Linked DNA regions of Mus musculus: regions 1, 2, 4 and 5 are each linked to region 3. A link is a loop called in an ENCODE intact Hi-C map of the cell type or tissue named here. Cell type or tissue: left cerebral cortex. All regions are shown on one strand.

Evidence for each region. Hi-C counts contacts between places; a loop is a spot of excess contacts. Peaks named below come from ENCODE experiments on the same cell type or tissue, not always from the same donor. Only the 100,000 strongest peaks of a DNase experiment are listed, where the experiment ranks them.
Region 1: a loop joins it to region 3, with 8 times the contacts of the local background. A loop is called at or near these places in 9 of 42 quality-filtered maps.
Region 2: a loop joins it to region 3, with 2.9 times the contacts of the local background. A loop is called at or near these places in 5 of 42 quality-filtered maps.
Region 4: a loop joins it to region 3, with 7 times the contacts of the local background. A loop is called at or near these places in 3 of 42 quality-filtered maps.
Region 5: a loop joins it to region 3, with 2.3 times the contacts of the local background. A loop is called at or near these places in 10 of 42 quality-filtered maps.

What each region holds. Positions count from the first base shown.
Region 1 is chr6:115,598,806-115,603,805 of GRCm38, reverse strand. It overlaps Mkrn2 (makorin, ring finger protein, 2), which reads right to left and starts at 1,868. Exons shown (of 8, transcript NM_023290.3): 1 at 1,793-1,868. The coding sequence starts at 1,818. In left cerebral cortex, CTCF peaks have their summits at 1,455, 1,727, 2,289 (motif pointing right) and 2,882 (motif pointing left); DNase peaks (open chromatin) are centred at 1,632 and 1,972; H3K4me3 peaks cover 1,433 bases; H3K27ac peaks cover 757 bases.
Region 2 is chr6:115,617,943-115,622,942 of GRCm38, reverse strand. Mkrn2 (makorin, ring finger protein, 2) reads right to left here. Exons shown (of 8, transcript NM_023290.3): 8 at 4,273-5,000. It overlaps Raf1 (v-raf-leukemia viral oncogene 1), which reads left to right. Exons shown (of 17, transcript NM_029780.4): 12 at 1-66; 13 at 1,081-1,127; 14 at 2,616-2,734; 15 at 3,027-3,158; 16 at 3,250-3,384; 17 at 3,534-4,374. The coding sequence ends at 3,677. Among named protein-coding and RNA genes, the nearest start is that of Mkrn2, 19 kb to the right of the region's middle. In left cerebral cortex, a CTCF peak has its summit at 2,148; no DNase peak of the experiment used is centred here.
Region 3 is chr6:115,806,378-115,811,377 of GRCm38, reverse strand. It overlaps Rpl32 (ribosomal protein L32), which reads left to right and starts at 2,635. Exons shown (of 4, transcript NM_172086.2): 1 at 2,635-2,680; 2 at 3,476-3,576; 3 at 4,211-4,392. The coding sequence starts at 3,481. Efcab12 (EF-hand calcium binding domain 12) reads left to right here. Exons shown (of 9, transcript NM_001110506.1): 9 at 145-649. The coding sequence ends at 400. It overlaps Snora7a (small nucleolar RNA, H/ACA box 7A), which reads left to right and starts at 3,275; the gene lies at 3,275-3,403. In left cerebral cortex, CTCF peaks have their summits at 1,575 (motif pointing left) and 2,307 (motif pointing right); DNase peaks (open chromatin) are centred at 2,344, 2,594, 3,325 and 4,293; H3K4me3 peaks cover 1,797 bases; H3K27ac peaks cover 1,035 bases.
Region 4 is chr6:115,674,673-115,679,672 of GRCm38, reverse strand. It overlaps Raf1 (v-raf-leukemia viral oncogene 1), which reads left to right and starts at 3,038. Exons shown (of 17, transcript NM_029780.4): 1 at 3,038-3,437. D830050J10Rik (RIKEN cDNA D830050J10 gene) reads right to left here and starts at 3,705. Exons shown (of 1, transcript NR_152134.1): 1 at 1,306-3,705. In left cerebral cortex, a CTCF peak has its summit at 2,594; DNase peaks (open chromatin) are centred at 3,034, 3,710 and 4,116; H3K4me3 peaks cover 2,805 bases; H3K27ac peaks cover 2,569 bases.
Region 5 is chr6:115,606,264-115,611,263 of GRCm38, reverse strand. It overlaps Mkrn2 (makorin, ring finger protein, 2), which reads right to left. Exons shown (of 8, transcript NM_023290.3): 2 at 1,555-1,683; 3 at 564-745. Among named protein-coding and RNA genes, the nearest start is that of Mkrn2, 6.8 kb to the right of the region's middle. In left cerebral cortex, a CTCF peak has its summit at 1,945 (motif pointing left); DNase peaks (open chromatin) are centred at 1,959 and 3,592; H3K27ac peaks cover 1,483 bases.

The sequences.
Region 1 (5,000 bases), 210 kb after region 3:
ATACAGAGAAACCCTGTCTCAAAAACAAAAACAAAAAACAAAACAAAAAAACAAAACCATCTAGGTGTGGTGGCAATTAATTCTTGCATGGGAAGGAGAGGTAGGCAGATCTGAGTTCAAGGCCAGCCTGATACATATAGAGAGTTTCAGGATATACACAGAGAGACTCTGTCTCAAACAACAAAACTGTAAACAAGCAGAGTTTTAGAGGTTATTTTCTAAGTAGCTTGAGTCTGCTTTAAAGGCCACTGTGGTAGGAACACGTCCTCCTGCAGACGGAAGGGAGTAAGTACCCATTCACTCATCCTCAACAGAGACGTTCTAGTAGCGATGACCTGCAAGCACTGTTACAGGACTGCCGAAAAGTTCCCATTGCTGTGATAAATCACCAGGACCTAAAGCGACTTTGGGAGGAGAGCTTAGACTTGTAGGTATCTTCTACTTAAGTGTCTTACTCCATCACTATGGGAGGCCAGTGCAGGACTCCAGGCAGGAGCTAATGCAGAAGCAAGGAGAGTGCTGTTGACTGGCTTGACCCTCTTGGCTTGCTCAGCCTTTCTTACTGCACCCAGGACCACTAGCCCAGAGGTGGCACCACCCACAGTGAGCTGGGTCCTCCCACATCAGTTATCAACCAAGAGGTTCCCTCTTCCCAAATGATGATGTCTCATGTCAACTTTGTCAAGTTAACACAAAACTAGCATATGCATACACACAGACACACACAGACATACACAAACTGCAGTTTTCTGATTACTACTTAACATAAACCACCTGGGACCTTGGTACATGGTTCAACCCTTAATATCTTAAGTCGAACAGAACTCTTCATAAAGGTATTAGTTCTAGGAGTCTGCACTAATGAGAAATAACAAGGTCATTAAATGCTTACCACATATCCAAACTACATCTCAATTTCTTAATTTACTGAAACCAACTAAAGTCTGTATAAGCCGAGGCTCCTTTAATCCAAAAAGCTTGGGCTCAGGAGAGTCTTTAATTTTTTTTGTACTTTACAGTATTTTCATGTACATAAGGTCTTGGGGATAGTACAAGAGTCTAAACACAGAATTCATCATTTCACATATGCTTATACACATACCCTGAAAAAGTTCTCTGTGTAGCCTTTGCTGTCCTGGACTCCCTCTATAGACCAGGCTGGCTTCAACTAACTGAGATCCACCTGCCTCTGCCTCCCAGTGCTGGGATTAAAGGCGTGCGCCACCACCGCCCGCCTTCTATTTAGGTATCTTAAGAGTATTGGATTTTGGAGCCTTTTGAAATTTGGGTTTCCACAGTCGGGATTCTCACAAGCCTTACTTCCCAAGCTGCACCTCCTGAGCATGCAAACTCACAGGACTAGACCCCAATGACAGCCACAAGCTCGTCACCAAGTTAGTACGTTGCTACTCAACCCAACTATTTTTGTTTCAAAATAGTAGTCACGGAATAGTTTTCTGCTTTCCACTTCGTCTAACAAGCCGCCTTTCTGTTCCTAAATGGGTGTCGCTTTACCTCTGGTGGCCTCGGTTTCCTGCATCTCGAAATGGGACTCTTCGGAGGCTCAGTGGTGATGCTGGATAAGAAATGCGACCTGCCCGTGTTTCCCCGCAATCGCCCTCGCTCACTCTCTGCAAGTCGCGGTTGCAGCAGCTCTTGCCGCTCTAGCCTCTATGCGGCCTTCCTGCGCGTTATCCGCGCTGTCCGCCCCCCGCCACCGCCCGCCTCGGCCCCTCGCCTCCCTCCCTGGCTGCCCCGCAGCGCCCAAGGCCCAGAGGGGCCGCGCACTCACCTGCAGGTGACCTGCTTGGTGCTCATGGCGGCGGGGCCACGGGCTGGAGTCGCACTGAAACCTCAGAGCCGCCAGCGCCGTGGCCCAGCCCGGCCCCGCCCCGCCCTTCCCCGCCCCGCCCCGCCCCCCGCGGAGTCGCGTCACTCCTGCGCGCGCCACCCTCGTTCGTGCGCTACTTCTAAGGTGCCGCCCGGAAACCTAACCACCATCACAATGGGTTCCGCCAGGGCCTGGAGCCGGAAGGTCCCTACTCCTTAGTAGTCCGGATCCCAACTTTCTGAGGCTAAGGGTCTGAGCATGTCTAGTATACTGAATTTACCAATCATCTGCGAGGCCCTTACTTCTAGGGTTCGGCCCCCATCTCTCAAGGCAGTCTTTTAAGATGATGATGATGATGATTGATGATGTTAATGATGATAAAAGTAATTTTACTATTTATCTTTATTTTATGATATGAGTGTTTTTGCCTGCATGTGTGGCTGTACACCAAGTGGAATGCAGTGCTGGTGCAAGCCAGAAGAGGGAGTTAGATCACCTGAAACTGGAGTTGCAGACGATTGTGAGTTACCATGTCGGTGCTGGGAACTGAACCCTGGTCCCCAACTAAACAGCCAGTGCTCCTAACCACTGAGCCATCCTCTAGTAAGAATTTTTATTTATTTATTTATTTTTGGATAATTTCATACATGTGTACAATGTATTTGATTATATCCACACCAAATATCCTCTCCCCGTACTGATCTTTTTGTGTACATACATACATACATACATACATGCATACATACATACATACGTACATAACTCAAGGCAGGAATCTGGAGGCAGACACTGAAGCAGTATGTACATATATATAATTTGGATTTTTGCAAACTACAGTTGTGTTATCAGCTTTGAAAAAGTGTCTCCTGGTTTATTGTGTTGAGTTGGCATTGTATAGAAATGAACAGCAGGGGGCTGGAGAGATGGCTCAACGGTTAAGAGCACTGACTGCTCTTCTGAAGATCCTGAGTTCAAATCCCAGCAACCACATGGTGGCTCACAACCAGCCGAAATGAGATCATGAGATCTGGTGCCCTCTTCTGGTGTGTCTGAAAACAGCAACAGTGTACTTACATATAATAAATAAATTTAAAAAAGAAGAAGAAGAAAAAATGAACAGCATAGTACTCTGGAAACATTATGGGTATTCTTTTCATTTTATAGAGGTGGTACACTGTAAAAACAGGTAAGGACTTCTGAATGCTCAGCTCTAAATAGAACATGTGTGCCAATACCCTGACCTTGCTAGCAAGGCTCTGAGAATATCATGGAAGGGGGAGAAAGAATGTAAAAGCTGGAGGGTTGGGAGAGTGCCATGGAATGCTGTCTCCCGACATGACATAGCTTTAGACTTAGGAACACTCAGTAGCTGTGGCTACCTACAAAAGATCTGCAGAAGACTGTGCCCACGGCCAATTGTGGTAGTGCATGCCTGTGATGGTTTGTATGTGCTTGCCCAGAGAATGGCACTATTTGAAGGTGTGGCCCTGTTAGAGTAGGTGTGTTAGTGTGAGTGTGGGCATTAAGATCCTCATCCTAGCTGCCTGGAAGTGAGTCTCCCACTAGCAGCCTTAAGACAAAGATGCAGAGCCGGGCGTGGTGGCTCACGCCTTTAATCCCAGCACTCAGGAGGCAGAGGCAGGTGGATTTCTGAGTTCGAGGCTAGCCTGGTCTACAAAGTGAGTTCCAGGACAGCCAGGGCTATACAGAGAAACCCTGTCTCAAAAAAAAAAAAAAAAAAAAAGACAAAGATGTAGAACTCTCAGCTCTACCTGCACCATGCCTGCCTGGATGCTGCCATGTTCCTGCCTTGATGATAATGGACTGAACTTCTGAACCTGTAAGCCAGCCCCAATTAAATGTTGTCCTTTATAAAACTTGTATTGGTCATGGTGTCTATTCACAGCAGTAAAACCCTGTGCTAGGCCTGACCATGCTTTTGTTTGGAAGAATATAGATTTGGGGACTTTGGATTTGGAAAGCAGTGGAATGCTTTAAAAAGGGATTAGTGGGTTATCCTAGCAGGAATACGGAAGACTTTGTTACTGAGAGTGATTTGAATTGTGCTGACCTGGCCCAAGAGGTTTCAGGGGAGAATTTCAGTTTGTGGGCTAGAGACTGTTTTTGTGGTATTTTTGGTGAAGAATATGCTCTTGTCTGAAGAGTCTGCCTGAGGCTAAAGTGAAGAGACACAGATTGATTGCATTGACAAAGGAAGCCTCAGAAAAGCCCATCATAGACTTTGTTTTCTGGTTAAGCCTCATGAAGAGCATTTTAAACAAGTGCAGCCAGCTGATAATGGAAAAATATAAAAATATATGGTTTGAGTATTAAAGGGGCACCAGGAAGTGAAATGGAGCTGAAGGATATTAAATTGAATTTAGGGGGTGGTGACTTTGTGGCAAGATCCCACCCAGCTAAATTTAGATCCAGTAGCAGAAGCCTTTAATCCCAGGAGGCAAAGACAAGCAGATCTCTGAGTTCAAGGCCAGCCTAGAACAGAGCAAGTTCTAGGTAGAGAAAAACCTTTTTTTTTTCTTTTTAGGGGGAGTTTTTCGAGACAGGGTTTCTCTGTGTAGCCCTGGCTGTCCTGGAACTCACTCTGTAGACCAGGCTGGCCTTGAACTTGGAAATCCACTTGCCTCTGCCTCCCAAGTGCTGGGATTAAAGGCGTGTGCCACCACCGCCCGGCAGGTGAAGAAAAACTTAAATCCAGGTTTGGTGGCCCACACCTTTAATCCCAGTGTTTAGGAGACAAGCATGCAGATCTCTGAGTTCAAAGTCAGTCTACAGAGCAAGTTCCAGGATAGCCAAGGTTAGGTAGTGAAGGAGTTAGAAAACAGAAAGCTAGTTAGTGATAATGTAATAGAACATGGGGCCATGTTCCAGCCCCAGCAAGCAGCAGAACTTGGCAGCTTTGGCCACATGGCTCTGGCTTTAGAGTCCAGAATTAAAGGGACTACTGGGAAAATTGATGCTGGTTATCTGGAGCTAAGAAATTAGTGGTGATTTAGAAGAGGCCAGCATCACTGAGGTGAAATCTTCTGGGAAGTGTCTTCTGAGAGCACAAAGAAGCTGTGTTCCAGAGATAGCCAAGGTTGTACCTCATGCTGCAGCTGGACTTGGTAATGTGTAAGAGTCACCCAGGGGGTACTGGTTTTGAAGGCAT
Region 2 (5,000 bases), 190 kb after region 3:
CCAGGAGACCAAATTCCAGATGTTCCAGCTAATTGACATTGCCCGACAGACAGCTCAGGGAATGGAGTAAGTACACGGTTTGGTGAGTCCTTGTGGCTTGAACCCTTGAGCTGCTTTTGTGGGACTGGATCGAGTGGCTCTTTGACAGCAGATATTCATGGATGGGAAGTCCGGAGTTCCCGTTTCTCATCAGCCTGACCGTCCACTCAGCCATGGCCTACAGGGAGATACCCTTTCCTCACCGGCACTTTTCTCAATTACAATTCAAAAAATTTTTTTAAAATTATGTATATTTATGTGGATCTTTGTGTAGGTATGAGTGCCAGTATTCAGGAGTCCCCCTGGGGCTGGAATCAGTTGTAAGCTGCCTGACACCCAAACTGTCTCTTTTGATTATCCATTTTCTTTCAAAGGTCATCTCTAGGGTCTCTGCTCCCATGGTGTGGAGTGACCAGGTGACCACCAGGCAGTGCTCTTTAGCTTTGTTTCCCAAGTGCCCTTATGGTGAGGGTGCAGAGCTCCTTAGTGCTTACAGCCAGGTGACTGTAGTTGGTGTGTTACAAAATAAGTGCTTCGTTCTGTCTTAAAGTCATGCAGAAGCCAGATAGGTGGTGCATATCTTTAATCCCAGCATTCAAGAGGCAAGTTGCATCTCTGAGTTTAAGGCCAGTATAGTCTATAGAGCAAGTTCTAGGACAGGCAGGACTAAATAGAAACCTTGTCTCGAAAAACTAAAGAACAAAAAAATTCATACAGAACTCTAAATCATAAGCAGCACAGGTACAATTCAAATACCATACAAATTATTTTGGAAGTGTATGGCTTGGGGGCTTTTCTGTATCCTATTACTACATTCTGTGTTCTTACCGCCCAGAAAAAAATCCAGCTCACAGCCATCCCCGGCCTCTGACAATCTGCCTTCCCACTTCTGGGTTTGTCTTGGATAGGCAGAATGTGAGGTGAAATGCCTGGCTTGGTTTGCAGAGCAAATCCAAGTTTCAATATGCAGAGCACAGTGCTACCCACCAGTTAGCTGAAGGGCAGTGAGGTGGTTAACTGAGTGATTTTTCTCCTTCACAGCTATTTGCATGCAAAGAACATCATCCACAGAGACATGAAATCCAACAGTATCCTTTGGTATTGAGTTCTCAGCTTAAGGACCCAAAAGGGCCTTTTTGCACACATGGTTCATGGTGCCAGAATGGGGAGAAGGGGACTTTTAAAGGAAAATAGAAATATAGTTGAGAAGCCAAACATGGTGATCATGAGAGTTCCTTAAGGTTTTATTATTATTTTTTTTAACCAACAGTGATCTGGAAATAATTCCTTCTGAGGCGATACACACTTGAAATAGACTTGAACTCAGCCTGGTTAGATTATCCAGAATATAGCTTGAGAAGGTTATTGCATCTATTTCTATTGAGCCTATGGAAGGTGTAAGCCTGCATACAGATGGGAAAGTATCTGATGCATGTATCTAATACCAACAAGTCATAAGTGATTGCTGCCTCCTGCTCACTTTTCAGACCAGCATAATGTCAGCCATATAGTAGACCAATGTGATATTTTGTAGAAGAGACATGAACAAGATCCCTTCAAACTAAGTTATGACACAAGGCTGGAGAGTTAAAGGTTTACTGTTGATCTTTCTAATCAAAAGCAATTGCTTCTGGTGGTCCTTATGGACAGATACCAAAGAAAAAGGCATTTGCTAGGTCAGTAGCTACACATCGTATATCAGGAAGTATGCTAATTGCTCAAGTAAGGACACCACATCTGGTATAGCCTGTCACTTTTTACAGTCCATCTGTCTTCTGTACTGGCCATGAATCACCACCCCTGCATCTTTCAAGTCTTTGATGGTAGCACTGATTGCTGCAATTCTGCCAGGGATGTGACACTTTTGGTTCCCATCCCTGGCAGAGACCCTGCTAAAGGCTTCCATTTAGCTTTTCCCAGGGGAAACAGTTTGAAGGCCCACTGTAACTATTGTGAGTCAGACTTCAACCAAAATTCCACTAATCACCTGACCTCCTATTTTTAACTCAAAGGACACAATATTTCTTAAGGTCTCCTGGAATTAGCATCTTAGAACCAGTATCCCAGAATTCCAGAAATTTCAAAATGGCTACTTTCTGTTAAATGTACAGAAGTCAGCCTAGAGGCCACTGTTAGAAATAGCATCTCCTTACCAACTGCACCTTTCATGCTGTAAGATGGCACATGGCAGGGTGGTTAAACTCAGCTGTTCTGCATGGCCAATGAGCTATGCTTATTCGGTGGCCATGACCTCCTTTCTTGAGGTCATTCTTTTTCGGCAGCTAAGCACTGGGCCAAGATTTAAGGCTTGAATTCCAATAAATCAGCAGGTCACAAATCAGACCAAAATTGCCTGTTACCTAGCAGTAAGCTGACAGAAGTCACAATGTAGACCAGTTGGGTGGTAAACCTGAGTACCAAATGTAGGCAGAGGGGATAAGCAGTGTGGGGCCCTGTAATTGAGTGTGCGCATGCCATCGTTCCCTGTCTCCTGAAAGATTTAGTAGTGAAGTGAAGGAGGCCAGAAGCACTGTTATAAACAGTATAAACTGTCAGTCTCCTTAACAAGCATCGAGATATATTTCTCCATGAAGGCCTCACGGTGAAAATTGGAGATTTTGGTTTGGCAACAGTGAAGTCACGCTGGAGTGGTTCTCAGCAGGTTGAACAGCCCACTGGCTCTGTGCTGTGGATGGTGAGGAAGCTGGCCCCACACAACATGATGGAATTACTGGGCCAGAGTAGGGTGCAAAATTTGACAGCATTTCTGCACAGCCATGGGGGTCTGGTTGATCTGTGGTGTCAGTTAGCTTAAGGCAAAACCGCATATCCTGGCAAAGCAACAGAGGCCAGCGCCTGTGGGGTTTTGTGGGAGGAGCTACCCTGGGCTAAGGACTTGAACTTCCTTCCTGACTAGTTAAAATAGCCTGGTTCCTCAATGTCTCTGGAGGTCATTCCCTAGGGATTAACACACTTCATCCTTACAGGCCCCAGAAGTAATCCGGATGCAGGATGACAACCCGTTCAGCTTCCAGTCCGACGTGTACTCGTACGGCATCGTGCTGTACGAGCTGATGGCTGGGGAGCTTCCCTACGCCCACATCAACAACCGAGACCAGGTGATCTGCATGGCCGGGCGACACAGTGAGGGGCTACTTAGTCCTGGGACTCTCCTTCACAGACTCCTTTGTTCAACTGTTTCTTCTTTAGATCATCTTCATGGTAGGCCGTGGGTATGCATCCCCTGATCTCAGCAGGCTCTACAAGAACTGCCCCAAGGCAATGAAGAGGTTGGTGGCTGACTGTGTGAAGAAAGTCAAAGAAGAGAGACCTTTGTTTCCCCAGGTTAGAGAGCTCAGTTGAAATATAACATTCTAAGGATGTAAATGTGGGCCAGGATTGGGTCGGTGGAGAGAGGACCTCCACAAGCTCTTGGTATGGTTGGGGAGATACCAAGTTTCCAACTAATGAGACCACGTGGGGCCTTGTTTCAGATCCTGTCTTCCATCGAGCTGCTTCAGCACTCTCTGCCGAAAATCAACAGGAGCGCCTCTGAGCCTTCCCTGCATCGGGCAGCTCACACTGAGGACATCAATGCTTGCACGCTGACTACATCCCCAAGGCTACCAGTCTTCTAGCTGATGATGTAGCTGTTCTTAGGCCACCAGGGGACGAAGAAGAGTCAGCAGGCACCACTTTCTGTTTCCTTGGGGGCAGAATGCATGTTTTTGGAAAAGCTGCTGCTGCTAAGGACCTAGACTACTCACAGGGCCTTAACTTCATATTGCCTTCTTTTCTACCCCTCCTGCCCTGGAAATGGAAGCTGTCCACCAAGAAAGCCTGCTCAGCTCCAGAGGTATACAAGTCAGCTGAGTATTTGTAGGGCAAGTGGCCTTGGAGAAGGTAGGGCACTCCGGCTGCTGCAGGGACATGCAATTGGGAACTTGGCTCCTTGAGCCTATATGGACAGTGGTGCAGTGCCAGTTTTGCACATGGAGTCCTGGCCACCTGGGGGAGCCTGCTTTGGTACTACAGAACTTTGTGGACAAACTGTGTCTAAGGTGTCCTGTGTGGATGGCTTTCCAAGCGCGGTGCTCCACCTTTGGCAGCCTCCCACGTGCTGAATCTGTCTTCCAGGAGCTGCCCCTATGGGGTGGGCCGCGGCCCAACCCTATCTGTAGCCACATCCTTGTCTGTAAGAAAGCCAGGAATACAGGTTTTCTTAATGATTTTGGGTTTTAATTTTGTTTTTATTGAGCCAATACAGTTGGTTCCTTATGTTATTTTAATAAAATAAATTAAATTTAGGTTTAATGGCTACTGACTCCTTCAAAACTTGCAGTGCAGTTTCTTGTGCAGACAGAACTCAAGGAGCCCCCTCTGCAGTTCATGAACAACCAAGTGAAAAGCACACAGGTAATAACAGGTTTTCTTATAAAAATAAATTCAGGTTCAGGACAAATTTGCTCTTTCTTGCCCCCAGTTCTTAGACAGAGGAGTGACTGCTCCTGTTTACCACAAAAACAAGTGTGGAGCCTACTACTTTATAGGGGAGAACAAGCAATCTGTGAGTCCTGTGTCTTGTGCTCTTAGTACAAGGGGAGGGTAAGATGGAGTCTCCCTGGAGATCTTCACAACTGCACACACCTGTGACTTGAGACACTGGAAGGAACTCAATAGCCACCCTCACAGCTGTAAAAGTCTACACTATGGTACAGCAGCACCAATATGGCCAAATGTGTTCTCACTACACAGCTGCATCAATTCCAAGGCTCGACAACTCTATTAGAGATGATCACTGCAGAGGAGCCTTCTACAGGGCTGGCGATGTCTTGGCAAGGAAAAAAAAAAAAAACCAGATCTGCTGCAAGTTTACTGTTGCTTAAGGAAGAAAGTCACAAAAGAAAGATGGCAGTCAGGTTTCATTTAAAAGCACTCAATTAAAACAGCTGGACCACATA
Region 3 (5,000 bases):
GGTCCTCACTAGTGAGGAGACTGGAGGAGTTGAGTGCTTTTCACACTGGACAGAGTGGTCACGGCTTATGTTCTCTGCTGAGAAGGAGCCCTGGGCCTGGTCCCTCTGCCACAGCAACCTTCCCTATGCCTTTTCCTTTTCCAGGAAGCTGAAGTTGCAGAGGTTAAGCCCCTCAGACACCCATCCCAATCACTTCTGGCCCGGTCACCTTCTGGACAAGCTGAGGCTCTACCTGCCTACTGTGGCCAAGGACCAGAGCCTGGCGATCTTCAGCTGTGTGGAACACAAGCCCCCTGCTTACCCTGCCATTTACCACTCTAAGAACTACTGGCCCATGAAAGACTTTTCTTATATGACCCATGCCTATTATGATGCAAACAAGGTGTACTCCATCAACTAGAGTGGATTGCAGGATGCTGGACCAGAAGACAGTGCAGCCAGAAGCCCCCAGCTGCAGTCATGAGATATCAACGAGCTATACGGAAAAAAAAAAACAAAACATTCCCAGGGAAGGTCCGGGGATGTGTCCCCTGATGCCACAGTGGGGTGTGGATGTGTCCACACACACATGCTGCTTTCCTATCTGTCATGACCTCTGCCGTTTTGAAATAAACTAGGTTAGAGCTGAACTAACCTTCACTAAACTAGCCTTGCTCGTGTGATTTCCTGCTTACGGGCTGGAAAACTTGAAGTGTGAGTATGTAAGAGACAGATTCCCCAGGACACCTCCCACCTCTCATCCTGGGATATTAATGCCTACAGGGACACAACAGACAGCAAGAGAGTCCTCTGTTAAATGAAGTAGCATGTCCTCAGCTGGGGAGGACTGAGGCCCCCAACCCCTGTGAATCTTCAGAAATCAGAGCCATACTCTCTAGTTCATGGGCCTTCTGTATAATTCACTCACTCACCTTTCTCTTTATGTAATGTACTCTGTAAGGTGCCATTAGCCACACACTTCCATGTTCCATTGGCCTTTACATAGCCTGTAGGCCAAGCAGCATTTGGGAAGGGAGGGCAAGACACAGACACAGGAGAGCAACAGTCCTGCCCTGCTGTTTGTGACCCAGCCACTCCAGACAAGACACTCTACTTACCTGGGTCTCTACTCCCCTTTACAGCAAGCACAAGGGTTGGGGCAGCATACCCAATTCAGCATTTGTCCCCACCTCCTGGAGCCACTGTCAAGATCACCAGTGGCATCTCTTCTGTCTGAGTTTGTACAAAGTTTGAAAATTTTTTAATTTAGTCTGCTGGGCAGTGGTGACACCTTACATCTCAGCACTTGGGAGGCAGAGACAGGAAGATCTCCAGCCAGCCTGGTCTACAGAGTGAATTCGACCACAGTCAGGCTTACACAGAGAAACCCTGTCTTAAAACAAAACAAAACAAAACAAAGGGTGGGACTGGGGTGGGGCCTGGAGAGATGGCTCAGCAGTTAAGAACACTGATTGCTCTTCCAGAGGTCCTGGGTTCAATTCCTAACCACATGGTGACTCACAACCATCTGTAATGGGATCTGATGCCCTCTTCTGGTGTGTCTGAAGACAGCTACAGTGTGCTCATATACATAAATCTTTAAAAAATGAGATTTATTCTATGTGATTGAGTGTTTTGCCTGCATGTATGAGTATGTACCACATGCATGTAGCGCCTACAGAAAAGGGCATCTGATCCCCTAGGGCTGGTGTTAACAAGGTTGTGAAGCAACGCTTGGTTCCTGGGAACTAAATGCCAGTCCTCTGAAAGAGCAACAGTGCTCCACCAAGCCACCTCCCCAGCTCAGGTTTGGTTTTATTTCCTCCTAAGATTATAGAGTTTTCACAATGATCTGTAAAACAAAAGATAAGCAAAATAGACTAAACTCGACCTACCTCTGCTTCCCAAGTGCTGTTATTAAAAAATGTGCACCACCACACCCAGCCAATAGACTATTTTCTTAGCAATATTATCAACCTATCACTTTTTTTTTTCCGAAACAGGGTTTCTCTGTGTAGCTCTGGCTGTCCTGGAACCCTCTCTGTAGCTCAGGCTGGCCTCGAACTCAGAAACCCGCCTGCCTCTGCCTCCCAAGTGCGGGGATTAAAGGCATGAGCCACCACCGCCCGGCTAACCCATCACTTATTAATACATTAGGTACATACCATAAGTAGAGAAGATTTAAACATACAGAAGTCGCGAGGAGGCTCAGTAGCACTTCATAAGCAGGGGTTTGCACATCTGTATATTAGGAAGTTTTAGGACATTTGCTCAACCAACCGCCTAAGGATCTTCGAAGAGTCTCTGTTTTGCTACCTCCCAGCCTCAAGGAGGCACCCTCGGGAACCAACAATTTAAAAAGCTATTGGGCTTCCACTTAGGGCGGAAATAAATGCCCACCTAGCAGGTCTTAGCTCAAAAAAAAACAAAAAACCCAAATTTCTTAAGTAGTCCCAAGAGAAAAATAAATTTTAGTTCACTCTAAGATGTTAATGTCTACTACAGAACACTAGTCCACTAGGGTTTTTTTCAGTATCATTTCTCAGGCACATCTTAGTTTTCTTTAGAGGACCCAGAGCCGGAAGTGCTTCCCTTTTCTCTGCCAGGACCTAAGACTCCGTCCCATCATACCTTGCGCGCCGCCGCCGCCTCTTCCTTCTTCCTCGGCGCTGCCTACGAGGTGGCTGCCATCTGTTTTACGGTGAGTCTGTATCGGCGGCCATCCGCCGCCCGCGGCTTCGACGGGACCCCGTCTCCGGGTGGGGAGGCCTCGGCGGCGGCCTCCGCACCAGCGTGGTAGTGGCGAGCGCGCGCGGGCCTGGCCACTGGCGCTGCTCCGGAGTCTGCCCGGGGGCCGGCATCGGCCAGGGCGGGCTTGCTGCCATGCGGCCCGAGAGTTTCGGACGGCACCCGCCGCTTTCTGCTTAGCTTGTTAGCAGCCTTTTTCTGCGGCGAATCCGAAATCTTAAGTCAGGGAGCTGCCGCCGCTCGCCAGTGAGCAGAAATGCTTTCTGAAGCGCAAGCCCGGCGGAGCAGGTTGTCTGCGCGGGGAGCAGAGAAGGCACCCTTTGGTTGGTGCTCTGAGACGACCGGGAGGGACAGACGGACTGGTGGCGTGTTAGGAGTGCATGGTGGCTTTGCGTATTTAAGGGCGCAACACTTCAAACATAACGAAGCTTAGTGGAGCGGGATTTGCCGCTCCTTCGCCACCAGAGAGACCTGGCTGGGGTTCTGTAAGATCGGTTGCGGTTCTTTGAGGTTCGGAGTGGGTGAGATGAACCACTGACCTCTTGGGATCGCGTCTGGAGAGTAGCTAGTATTCTTCCAGCTTCGGAAGCAAGAGGGAGAGCAAGCCTAGCAGAGGTACCCATTCCATTCCCAGTTTGCTCGGTAGCTGGTGATTGGAAGACACTCTGCAACATTACTCACTGAAGGCCTGAGACGCAGCCCCACCTCCCAGTTTCTTTACTAACTTGGGTCTGACTTTTGTCAAAAGGCATCATGGCTGCCCTCCGGCCTCTGGTGAAGCCCAAGATCGTCAAAAAGAGGACCAAGAAGTTCATCAGGCACCAGTCAGACCGATATGTGAAAATTAAGGTATGTGGTTCTGGGGTGGGGGTTAAGACCTGAGCACACATTTCTCGTTATCGCTTGTCTCTGCATTTTAAAAAGTTCATTTTAAAGATGACACTTTGTTTTATATTTATGCGTTTGAAGGGCAGGGAGAATCACTTTAAGGAGTTGATTCTCTCCTTCCTGTCTTGTGGGTCCAGGTCAGATTTAGTTTGTCTGACAGCAGGCACTTTTAAGTCATCTCTGCACCCTGACCCTGTATTTTAAAGATCTTTGGGGTTTTGTCTGCACACCAGGCACATGCATGCATGGAATTGAACCTCTGGAAGAGCAGCCAGTGCTCTCAACTGCTAAGACCTCTCTCTGGGCCTGCAGATCACCTGTTGGCTGGATGGGCATGCACACCCAGCAGTTCAGCAGTTAACTGATCCCTCCTCCCTACTTAATTGCAATGGAAGATGATGTTGAAATTCCAGTGCAAGTGCTAGGGATGGAGCCCAGGGCCCTGTGCATGCCAGGCAGACACTGCTAACTGAGCTACACCTCGGCCTTTGGTGTGTGTTTTATGACATGACCCCCTTGAATTCTGTCCCCTTCCTGCACACACATACAAGAGCTGCCAGTTTGCACAGAGACTAACTTGCCTGTGTGTCTTCAGCGAAACTGGCGGAAACCCAGAGGCATTGACAACAGGGTGCGGAGAAGGTTCAAGGGCCAGATCCTGATGCCCAACATCGGTTATGGGAGCAACAAGAAAACCAAGCACATGCTGCCCAGCGGCTTCCGCAAGTTCCTGGTCCACAATGTCAAGGAGCTGGAGGTGCTGCTGATGTGCAACAAGTGAGTTGGGCCCCTGGCTGGGAGTGTGCCTGCCTCCTGTGAGACTGAGGCCACTGCAGTGGGCATGCTTATGAGGAAAGAGGACGTGTTCCCTTGGTTGAAGCCTGAGACTGGAGAAGAAGGTCTTTTTACAGTGGGTGTTCAGTGTCCTTTATGGTCCTGTGTGGAACACTGCTATAGTGTCATGAGACTGCAGGGGCCTGTGTCTAACCTGGGACCTAAGCTGTGCTTGGCTCTGCTCTGACGGGTGGATTTGCAGAGCAGCTCAGGTCTTTTGGGGCTGAGGTAGAGAAAAAGTCTCCAGGCACAGCTGTAGAGAGAAGGTTGTGGGGTATTCTGGGTACTTTGAGCAAGTTACAACCCTTGGTGACCTCTGAGATGCAAAACCAAGGCCTCTCAGGAAATACTCTTGACATTGGATATGAGGGTGTGATGGGAATAGTTTATTTTTCCCAAGTAAACTAGGACTGCAGAGAGTGTATGTGTTCGGGGTTATAAGGATTTGTTTTCTGAGGTGGTTGTCATGCAGATGGAGGAGTCCTATGGGGAGATTATGTTGTGCATTTAACCAGGCCTTGAAGTGCTACAAGTTCATTTGGAAGGATGGA
Region 4 (5,000 bases), 130 kb after region 3:
ATTTACATTTCCAATGCTATACCAAAAGTCCCCCATACCCACCCACCCCCAACATTGCCACTTCTGAACTGGAGAATGCTCTAATACCGTCACAGCTGGCTTTAGCCTTCCCTCTCCCCTGCTTCTTCTGAAACATCTCCATTTTTCCCTTCCTGATCCAACACCACCTATTCATTTTTCAGACTATTTATCAGCCCCTGCCCCCAAACTGCCCAGCTCTGCTTGCAAGCTTTACCTAATTAACCCTAACATTGCCTATCAACAAACTAGGTCTCCAAGGTGGGAGACATGCAATCCGGCAGGATATAAAATGTTTCCCCAAATTCCACTCTTAGATATATACTCCAGAAAATGAAAAACGGGGATCTAGAGAGATGGTTCAGTGGCTAAGGGCACGTGCTTCTCTTGTGGAGGAAGTGAGTTCTATCCCTAGCACCCACGGACACAGCTCACATCACCTGTAAATCTGGCTCCAAGGGATTCAACGTCCTCTTCTAGATCCATAGACACCTGCATTGATATGCACATGCCACCCCTCTTACCATATACACACAGCTAAAAGTAAACCTTGAACGGAATGAGCACTTAGCCAGGAGCCCACCTTCAATTCCAGCACTCCAGAAGGAGGGGCTGACACATCTCTTGAGTTTCAGGCTGGCTTGGTTTTCATAGTGACTTTCAGGCCTGTCAGGACTACAGAGTGAGAGCTTGTCTCAAAAATCAAGTCCAAACCAAACCAAAAAAGGAACACGAGCAAGGCAAGTACATATAACACTCACTCTAGTCCCACCACTCACTGTAATGGCGAATACTGACTGCCAATTTCACAAGCTTCAGGGGCTCTCTACCTGTGGGTCTCAATCCCCTTTTCTTTCACATGGGCAATCTAAGATCATTAAAAAAACACAGATATTTACACAACCATTCATAACAGTAGCCAAATTACAGTTATGAGATAGCCACAAAACTAATTTTATGATCGGGGTCACCACAACATGAACTGTTTTAAATGGTCACAGCCTTTGGAAGGTTGAGAACCACTGCTGCAGCATCGCCTAGGAGACACACTTCTGGGTGTGTCTTTGAGGGAGCGTCTAGATTGGGTTGTTATCAGAAGACCCATTCTAAAAGTGACACTAATCCATAGGCAGAGGGTCTCAGACAGGAAAAGGGAACACAAAGGAGCAGTGAGCTAAGACCTGAGTCTCTGTCCTGACCATGGGGAGACACAACCATCAGCCTCCATCTCCTGCCATCATGGCTTTCCCACCATGATGGACTGCGTCCTTCAACTGTCAGCCAAAATAAGAAGCCCTTCCTTTCTTTTATTATTATGATTTAATCTATTTATGTGTATCTGTGTACTATGTGTCTGGTACACAGAGATCAGGAAAGGGCATTTGATCCTCTGCACCTGGAGTTATGAGTGGTTGTGACTACCATGTGGGTGTTGAGAATTGAACCTAAGTCCTCTGCAAGAGCAGCTGGTGCCCTAACCACTACCCAGTGGTTAGCCATTCCCCTTTGGGCCTACCTCCCCCCCCCTTTTTTTTAACCCTGCATTTGTCCATTATCTTGTCACAGAAACCAGAAAAGTAACCAATACAAAAGCCAAAAGATGGAAAGAACCTAAATTTCCATGGTTATCCTAGACAGAAAATCTGGTGTAAACTTCTGATGAAATAGTTTAGCTCTAAAGAGGAGTGAAGTATTAGCACACATGTGTTACAGATGAACTCGGAAACAGGCTAAGTGAAAAGACTTAAATCATAAAGGGCCCCATACTTTATAAGTATCCACGCACACAAGATAATCTAGAAGTCAGGTCTGTAGTAGCAAAATGAGTATTGGTGGTTGCTCTGGGTGGGAGCTAGTGAGAAACTAAACTGCTTAGTGGGTAATTTTATTTCAGAGTAATGGAAATGTTTTGGAACCAAAGTTGTGGTTACACAATACTGTGAACGCACTAAATGCCAAAAGATGTTTACTTATAAATGGTTACTTAAAAAAAACAAAAAAAAACTTGTCTGTGTATTTGTAAATGCGGTTGCAGGTTGCGCACGTAGCACCGGGTTCGAATGGAGGTCAGAGGATAACTTTCAGGAGCCTGTTCTCTCTTCCATCAGGTTTTACTCTGCACACTTTTTACTCTCTGAGTCACCTTGCGGGTCCCCAAATGGCTACTTGGAAAATACTTACACAGAGGTAGGAGAACCAGAGTCTGAGGCCAGCCTCAAATTAAGAGGGAATCTGGCACATGCTTTTAATCCCAGCACTCAAGAGGCAGAGGCAGAGCGATCTCTTTGAGCTCGAGGCCAGCCTGGTTTACAAAGTGAGTTCCAGGACAGACAGGGCTGTTAGACAAAGAAACCCTGTCTCGAAAAACCACAATAAATAAATAAAATTGAGAACCTATTTCAAAGAGGGGAAAAAAAAAAAAAAGCACAATTGACAATACACATTGCCCTCCAGGTGTCTATTCCACGGGGGCTGTACGAAGACGCACAACAGGCTTCAGTTTACGGTGGGCCATATTGTCGCATCAATTTTAATTTTTTTTTCTTTTTTGAGACAGGGTCTCATGCAGCTCATATGACCGTGAACTCCCGACCCTCTTGCCCTCACTTTCCAAGCGCTGGCATTACAGGTGTGCAACACCATACTTTTAGTTTTTGGTCAACTTGGTGTACTACAGCGAACACTCCATCTACAAATGAGGAACCTGAGGTTTCACATAGCATGAGGGCTTTCCCACAAAACCCCTAGGCCGCCATTCTCCACGGATGTCAACTTCGGAGAGGAAGCACCAGAGCTGGAGCCCTGTGCCGTGTGTCACCAGGCGCGTCTGGCCCGCTGAGGGCCTCGCGGGTGGCCGGACCGCGGCTGCAGCCCAATACCACTGGCCTCCAACCAGAAACAGTCACTCTGCTACCACGGAGTCAACCCCGAAATGGCGGCCGCAGGACCGCGAGGCCACGCCCCCGGAGGCGGGGCCACATTCCAGGCTCGAGCGATAGATCCCCGAGCCGAGTTTTAAGCGGACTGCCGAGCCCAGGAGCTCGCGCAGAGGCAGTGAGCCCGGCGGCGCCGCAGGTCGTGGAGACGAGTGTCGAGCGCAGGGCTAGCTCGCCCGGGATAGCCTGAGAGCGTCTTCTTCGCGGGTGCTGGTGCCGCCATCTTGGATGGCGGGAGTTAGAGCCGAGCGGACTTGAGGCGGGAAGGCTTCTCTGTTGTTCTCCGCAGGCCCTCGGACGGGCCAGCTGGCCGAGCTTTGGGGCGCGTGCCCTGAGGCGCGGGGCGCTAGTGCAGCGATGCGGGGCCTCCCCGGGGCCCCGTCCCCCGGGCTGGGGACACGCCGAATGTGACCGCAACCAACGCGTTCTCTCAACCACCGCTGCCGCTGCACGACGGGACCCGGCACTGCCCGGCTCCCTCAGGTAGGCCACAGGGCTGACGGTGCGACCGTGGGGCGCAGGGTCGGCCAGGCCGCTGTCATCCTGGTGGCGGGCCGGGCGCGGGCCGGGTGTCATGGCCGGCGAGCCAGTTTCCACACCCCTGCTCAGATTTCCCAGTGTTTCTCGGAAACGTGCCAGCGCCACTCCGGTGCCCAGCGAGCATTCCTCATATTTTGGCAATGGGGGAAAAAAAATCCTCCCAGAGCTGCCCAGTGACTGTGTTGTCACTGGGATGGGCTCGTTCTTTTTTCTCTCGGGCTGCAGAAGTGGGGGGAGCCCGGCCTTGCACCTCCTCTCGGGCTGCTTCGCTTAAGTGACACCCTTTTAGGGAAGACAAGAGGAATCGGGGAAGGCAGCGAGAGAAACCGGTCAGGGTCCCGCCTCAAAGGCTTGCGACCTCGCCTGGGGCTTCCAAATGGGTGGCCCGGGATGCTCGCGATCGGGAGCCAGGCTGCCTTTTGTGTGAAGCGACAACCTCCCAGGCTTTTGCAGAGCCGGTGCATGGATGCAGAGTTGGGACACAAACGAGGTGACCGTGTTCATTCATTGTTCTCTCTCCAGGGCCCAGGGTGTGCCTCTGGTTTTCATTCTTTGTTAGGAGGGACAGTCGAATCTCTTCTTTCCCGGTTGAGACGTAACTGGGTCCTGGGGAATGGGCCAGGTCTGTGTATAGAAGTGGGGAATGAATTCAGGGCACGTCTGAATGCCTGCAATGCGTCCTGTGGGGTCGTTGGAGACTCAGCTCCTGGGGCGTGAAAACAACCGGAGGTGATAAGGCTTGTTTTCCCAAGTGTTCTTGGGATTTAGAACAGTTAGGTGCAGAGTCGAGAAGCCCTGAGGTTCCTTGCTTGCTTCTGCGCGGAGTTTGAAGGACTGTTCCGCCAGGTGAGGCAGAGGGGAGGACATTGTCGGCGGAGGGAACAGCTGGCACCAAGGCTCAGAGGCATAGCCTGCGGGAGTTGGGATGATTTGGGGGAGCAGCTAGTAAATGTGGGGTGCAGGAAGACAGACGTCAGGGTTCAAAAGGAAAAATTGATCGCTTGTGAAGGGTCTGTGTGATGGATAGTAATGAACTAGTTCATTTATTAATTAACTTCATGTTGTGAATGTTTAGTTCTTGCTGGTTACTGCTTTGCTCCCCTCCCGCTATGGTAGTGAACAAAATTTACCTTGTTAAGTCTTGCTAACCAGTTTTGGTAATTGATAGAAAATGTTTTGTGCTTGCTTGATCACTGGTTCCTATTTGGAGATACTCTTGCAGCTATTTCTAAGGTTAACACATTCCCCAAACAGACAGAAATTGGCAGATTATAGAAAGCACCTGAAGAAGTGTAGCATGAAAGTATTTTTAATTAACCCTATTTATGTAGTAGACTCTTTTCTTTGGACAGAGTCCCCAGGTTGCAGCTTTGTTAAGACGTCTGCAGCCCTGTGAACATTCTTCTTCTAAAATAGCTCCTTCGATTAAGGCTTATGCTGAAGTGGCTATTTGGAAGTGAAGACATCAGGAGCAGTGTCCAAATCTTTGGTGCTGTGAACCACTGA
Region 5 (5,000 bases), 200 kb after region 3:
TGAAGTCAGTGGGATTTTGCCCTGTCACACACGGCTGACATTGTCAGAGATGACCCACTGCATCAAGCTGATGATGTGTTTGCTAGGAGTAGAATGTGCCTATTCCGAGGGGAATAACCCCAAGAACTAGGAAACTTCCCAGCGAGGCCCAGCAGCTCAAAAGCCTTTTCCATTTGATGCCTTTTTTTCTCTCAAACCTGTTATGGGCCCAGACCTCATCCTTGTGCTATGTCTGAAGATGCTCTTGAAACCCCCAAAGTAGTCACTACCAGGACACAGCACCAAACAAGAAAGTGACACATGCCCACCATTAAAACACCCAGCTAGAAGTGAATAGTCGGTGACTCCTATGAAGAGGCAACTTCATGGGACAAAAGACTCCTCTGATGCTTTGCTGGGCTCAAAGTGGAGCTCAGCCAAGCTGTGGAGAGCCACCTCTGAAGCTCTGCAGCCTGTTTTCAGATCAACTCTAGACTCCTGGAGTGTCAGGAGTGTCGTGAGAAGGAGGCCTGAGAGCCCGAGAGCAGCACACCCAGAGGCAGCAAAAGCTGCACTTCACTCACTGCGGTCTCTGAGCACCAGCGTCTTCTTCTCCCGTTTTCCAGGTTCATTCGAATGTGTCCTCATAACAGATGTGGCAATGTCAGGAGAAGGGTGAGGACTATGCAGGCCTGAGGAGGGCGAAGGGTTGGGTGCAGGACCCACAGCTCCACCTGCTGCAGCTGGGGGCTTTGTATGATCATATCTGAACAAAACATAACAATGTGTCATGGCCATGCAGGCCCTAACACCTGCACCCTCCCCTCCCCTGCACCCCCAGCCACCAACAGCTGAACTCACTGAGGACCTGTTTCTGTACTCTCAACTGAAAGAGGCTATTGGGGCCATGTGTCCTGTTACCTATACCCACACCTGTATCCCAGTAGGACTGACAGAGACCCATCTACTGCCAAGGAAAGCCCTTGACACCCGTGCTACCATGACAGGCCCTTTGGTAGGAATCCTCAGGACACACTGATTGGGGGGGGGGGGGTGCATGAACAGGTGACCCACTCAAACTCTATCACTCTGCCAGACAGTGAGGACCAGATGGGCTCTGCTCACCAAAACATGGAGTACCTCACACTGTTCTAGCCTGGAGCAACAGAGCTCTGTGTGCATGAATGGCATAGCATCCACGCCAGAAGTCACCTGAGCATGAACCAGAAATGGCTTTCAAACCAATGGCATATCACCGTGTGACACACAAAACCAGTGAGGGTATTGTCTTGTAGCAGTGGGAAAGTCTAGGGTGTTCTATACAGGGTTTAAAGGTCAGACACAAATTATTAATATTCTAAATACAATTTTAAGTTAAAATCTCCCCATATTAAGGCCCATGATCAGGTAGGCATATGGCATACAGCTGTATTTCCACCATTGGAGATGGGGGCAGGAGACCAGAATTTAAAGCCAGCCTTGGCTACATATAAAGTTTGAAGTCAGCCTAGGCGGCATAAAACCCTGTCAACAAAAACCAAACAGCTCCAGTAACCACAGTCGTGGCAGCCTTGCCTGCAGCGTGCACCATAGGCGCAGTAGCCCTTCTGGTAGTATTTGCAGATGGTGGACGGCTTGCTGTTCGCCAAGTCATGTGAGAACAGGCACTGGCTGCCTTCGCGACATACGCCATGCATAAAATACCTGAGAAGCCAAGTACAGGAGAGATGAGTTATGCCTTGGAGGACTCACGAGCACTACACACCAAGCGCCCACAGTGCACTCATTTTCCATGATTTTGTAAGACCTAAGATCAGCTTTGTAGAAAAATTACCTCAAAAGTTTCTATCTTGAGGGGTTAAGAGCACTTGCTGCTTTTGCAAAGGACCCAGACTCTATTTCCAGCCTCTATACCACAGCTAACCACCATCTTCAACTCCAGGCTCAGGGGGATCTGATGCCCTCTTCTGGCCTCTTTAATCACTGCGTGCATGTGGTGCAAAGACATACATGCAAGACATACATACATTCATACACATAAAATGCTTTTCAAACCCTTCTATGGAGAAGCTCTTGCTTTATGTTGAATATGTAAGATATCAGTTTTATAACTGGAAAAACATGTCAGGAAAGAAAACCCGCCTCCCCATTCTCCTGGAGTTGTTAAAAAAAAATGACTGAGAAAGTCCCAGGCTCAGCCAAGTCCCCAAAGCCCTCTTCCTTTTCCTTGCCGTTTCACCTGTCCATGAAGACAACACATACTGCCTCACAATGCTGCTGTACTGATCCCCAAAGAAGACAGTGGCATTGGAAGTCACGAGTGATGCTGGGCATGGTGGCATTTACCTGAAATCCTAGCACTCTTAGGAGACTGGGGATTTAGCTCTATCGGTAGGGTGCTTGCCTAGCATGTGCTAAGCCATGAGTCCTACTCCTAGCACAGAATAAAGCAGATGTGGCAATGCATGCCTATAATTCAAGCACTAGGAGGTAAGAGCCAGAAGGATCAGAAATTCAAGGTCATCCTTAGATGCATAACAAATCTGAAGCTAGCCTGCACATGACACCTAGACTTAAAAAACAAATAAACAAACAAAAAACCAAGGCCAGCCAGGGATACACAGTGAGCCTTTGTCTCAAAAAACAAAACAAAGGAAAAAAAAAAAAGAAAAAGAAAAGGAAAAAGTGCACAAACCTCATGAAATGTATGTACATATGGGATATTATTCAGCCTTAAAAAGGAAAACATTTCCAACTCATGACATGAATGAGCCTTAAGGACATTGTGCCAACAGATTCATGTAAGGTACTTTGAATAGTTAAATTCACAGAAGCAGAAAGCAGAGCGACTGTTGGCAGTTAAGGGGGAAGACTGTGGGGTTCAGCATATTTGTCTAACATGTAGAGCTCCAGGGATTGCTTATATGACTAAATTATCACATTATCCAGTATCCTCCTGGGTTTCTACTCTTATGATGAACACCAGGACCAGAGCACTGTGAGTTAGAAAGGGTCTATTTCAGCTTTCAATTCCCAGGTCGCAGTCCATTACTGAGGGAACGCAAGGCAGAGATGCTGCTGACTGGTTTGCTCAGCCCAGTGAGCTGGATTCTCCCTCCCACACCAATTACTAGTCAAGAAAAAGCAATAACAGGCTTGCCTTCAGGTTAAGCTGGTGGAAGCATTCTCAACACTTCTCTTCCCATACAACTCTTCGCTTGTATTGACAACAAACTAACTAGTACACACAACATTCTTTTTTTTTTTTTAAAGCCATATACAGGATCTCATTTTGGTTAAAAATATCATAAACATAAACTAGTGAGCTAAGAGTGGTGATCCACCCAAGTATTTAATTGTCTAGGATAAGGGGCAATGGGAGAGGGAGAAGAGGGTGGAAGTAGACAGGGCTAAGCTCAATAAATATGCAAAGGGCAAAAGCTCTCAAAGCTGTTGATGCTGACCACAGGCTGCCGGAACCCAGGCATTTGACATTTTTCTTTTTACAGTACCTGCCCTTCCCAGTGTTTCTACTGTGAACATATTATATAACTGCCTTTGTAGTAACAGAAGGCTGACATCACTTTTAAATGAGTGGGTGCAGTGTGAACTGCTCCGCTCAGCACAGCTTTATTCAGGCTCCCCTGAGTGCAGCTCTTACTAAGGCCTATAAAGGACAGGACAAGTGGCGTTAGTCACACTGATGAAATCTTCCGAGTGAAGGCTGAAGGGTGGGGAAGCAGAGAGACAGGAGACACAGACACAGCTGAGGGAGGGCAGAGTTCTCAAGCTCATGTTAAGTGGAGATTGGAAGGTAGCTCTGTGTGGGGTGAGGCAGGGGCAGGCCTGCTGGGAGCCTTGACTGGAATCACACTACCAGAGCTCACCAGGTCACCTGGTCAGCAGCTGTAACACTGCTGGCTCAAAATGAGGTGCCCGGGAAGCTGAAAGGCACACGCTTAGGCTGGGATTTCTGGAGACTGCAGAACATTCCCTACTGTGGTACAGTCAGCCTGCAGGCACACACTGCAGGGACACACTGCAGGGACACGCTGCAGGGAGAGGGGGCCTGCAGGAGAAGGTAAAACAGTCCCTTTACAAAAGGCTCAGAAATGCTTTTCTAGTACAGCTTTATTGGAACGAATATTTTTAAACTTATTTAAGAACGCAGCAGGCACTTGAGATGCTTAAGCCAGAGAATTGCCATAAGCTAAATGCCAGACTAGCTACATACAACAACTTGTAGAAAAAAGGAACACACACACACACACACACACACACACACACACAGGAATAAAATTTCCCTCATCAGGCAAAGTGGACCAGCAGACTGGACCCTGAGCCAGCCAACTGTGTTGCTACTGGCCTGCCTAGTTTATCTTGCCCTGCTCCTTTATGGTAAAGAACACTGTGAAAGTAGGCTTTTGGGTAGAGCCTCCTCACATTCCATTGAACAAATACAATGTGAGGCACATATGAAATGAGATCACATAAAGGGTTAACAGTGGCCATGAATGAGCTGACTCACCAGCTGATTCCAGAGAGCCATGACCTACAACTTGCCCTGTCCAAGCTACACAAGATGACTCCTTAGAACCTACCTGCCTCTTCTTCCTCTCAGTCCCAAAACTCAAAGACTGGATCACTGAGCACATCCACATTGACACTGTTGGCAAAAGCAAGGCCCTGCTCCTTGGAGAGCTGGCCCTGTGGTTAAACCAGCAAGGCAAAAGCCAAGCACAGACAGTCCAGCACCTGGCCTTTTCCACGACAGCAAGTAGACCAGACAGAGTACAGTGTCCATGACATTCATGACAGAGTGGGCAGGCTGCTGAAGATGCCCACCTCCTGCTTAGCTTATGGAGCAAGCCTGCATCTTTGCCTTGCACACCCATGAAAGCAGAAGAGCTGGCCAGGCCCACCTATCAACTTCCTTCCCCTGAGTCTCACCATCAAGATGGGAAATGGAAAGTTCTGAACTTCTGGAGAGTCACCCACGTGTCCCAGGAGACACTTTCCAA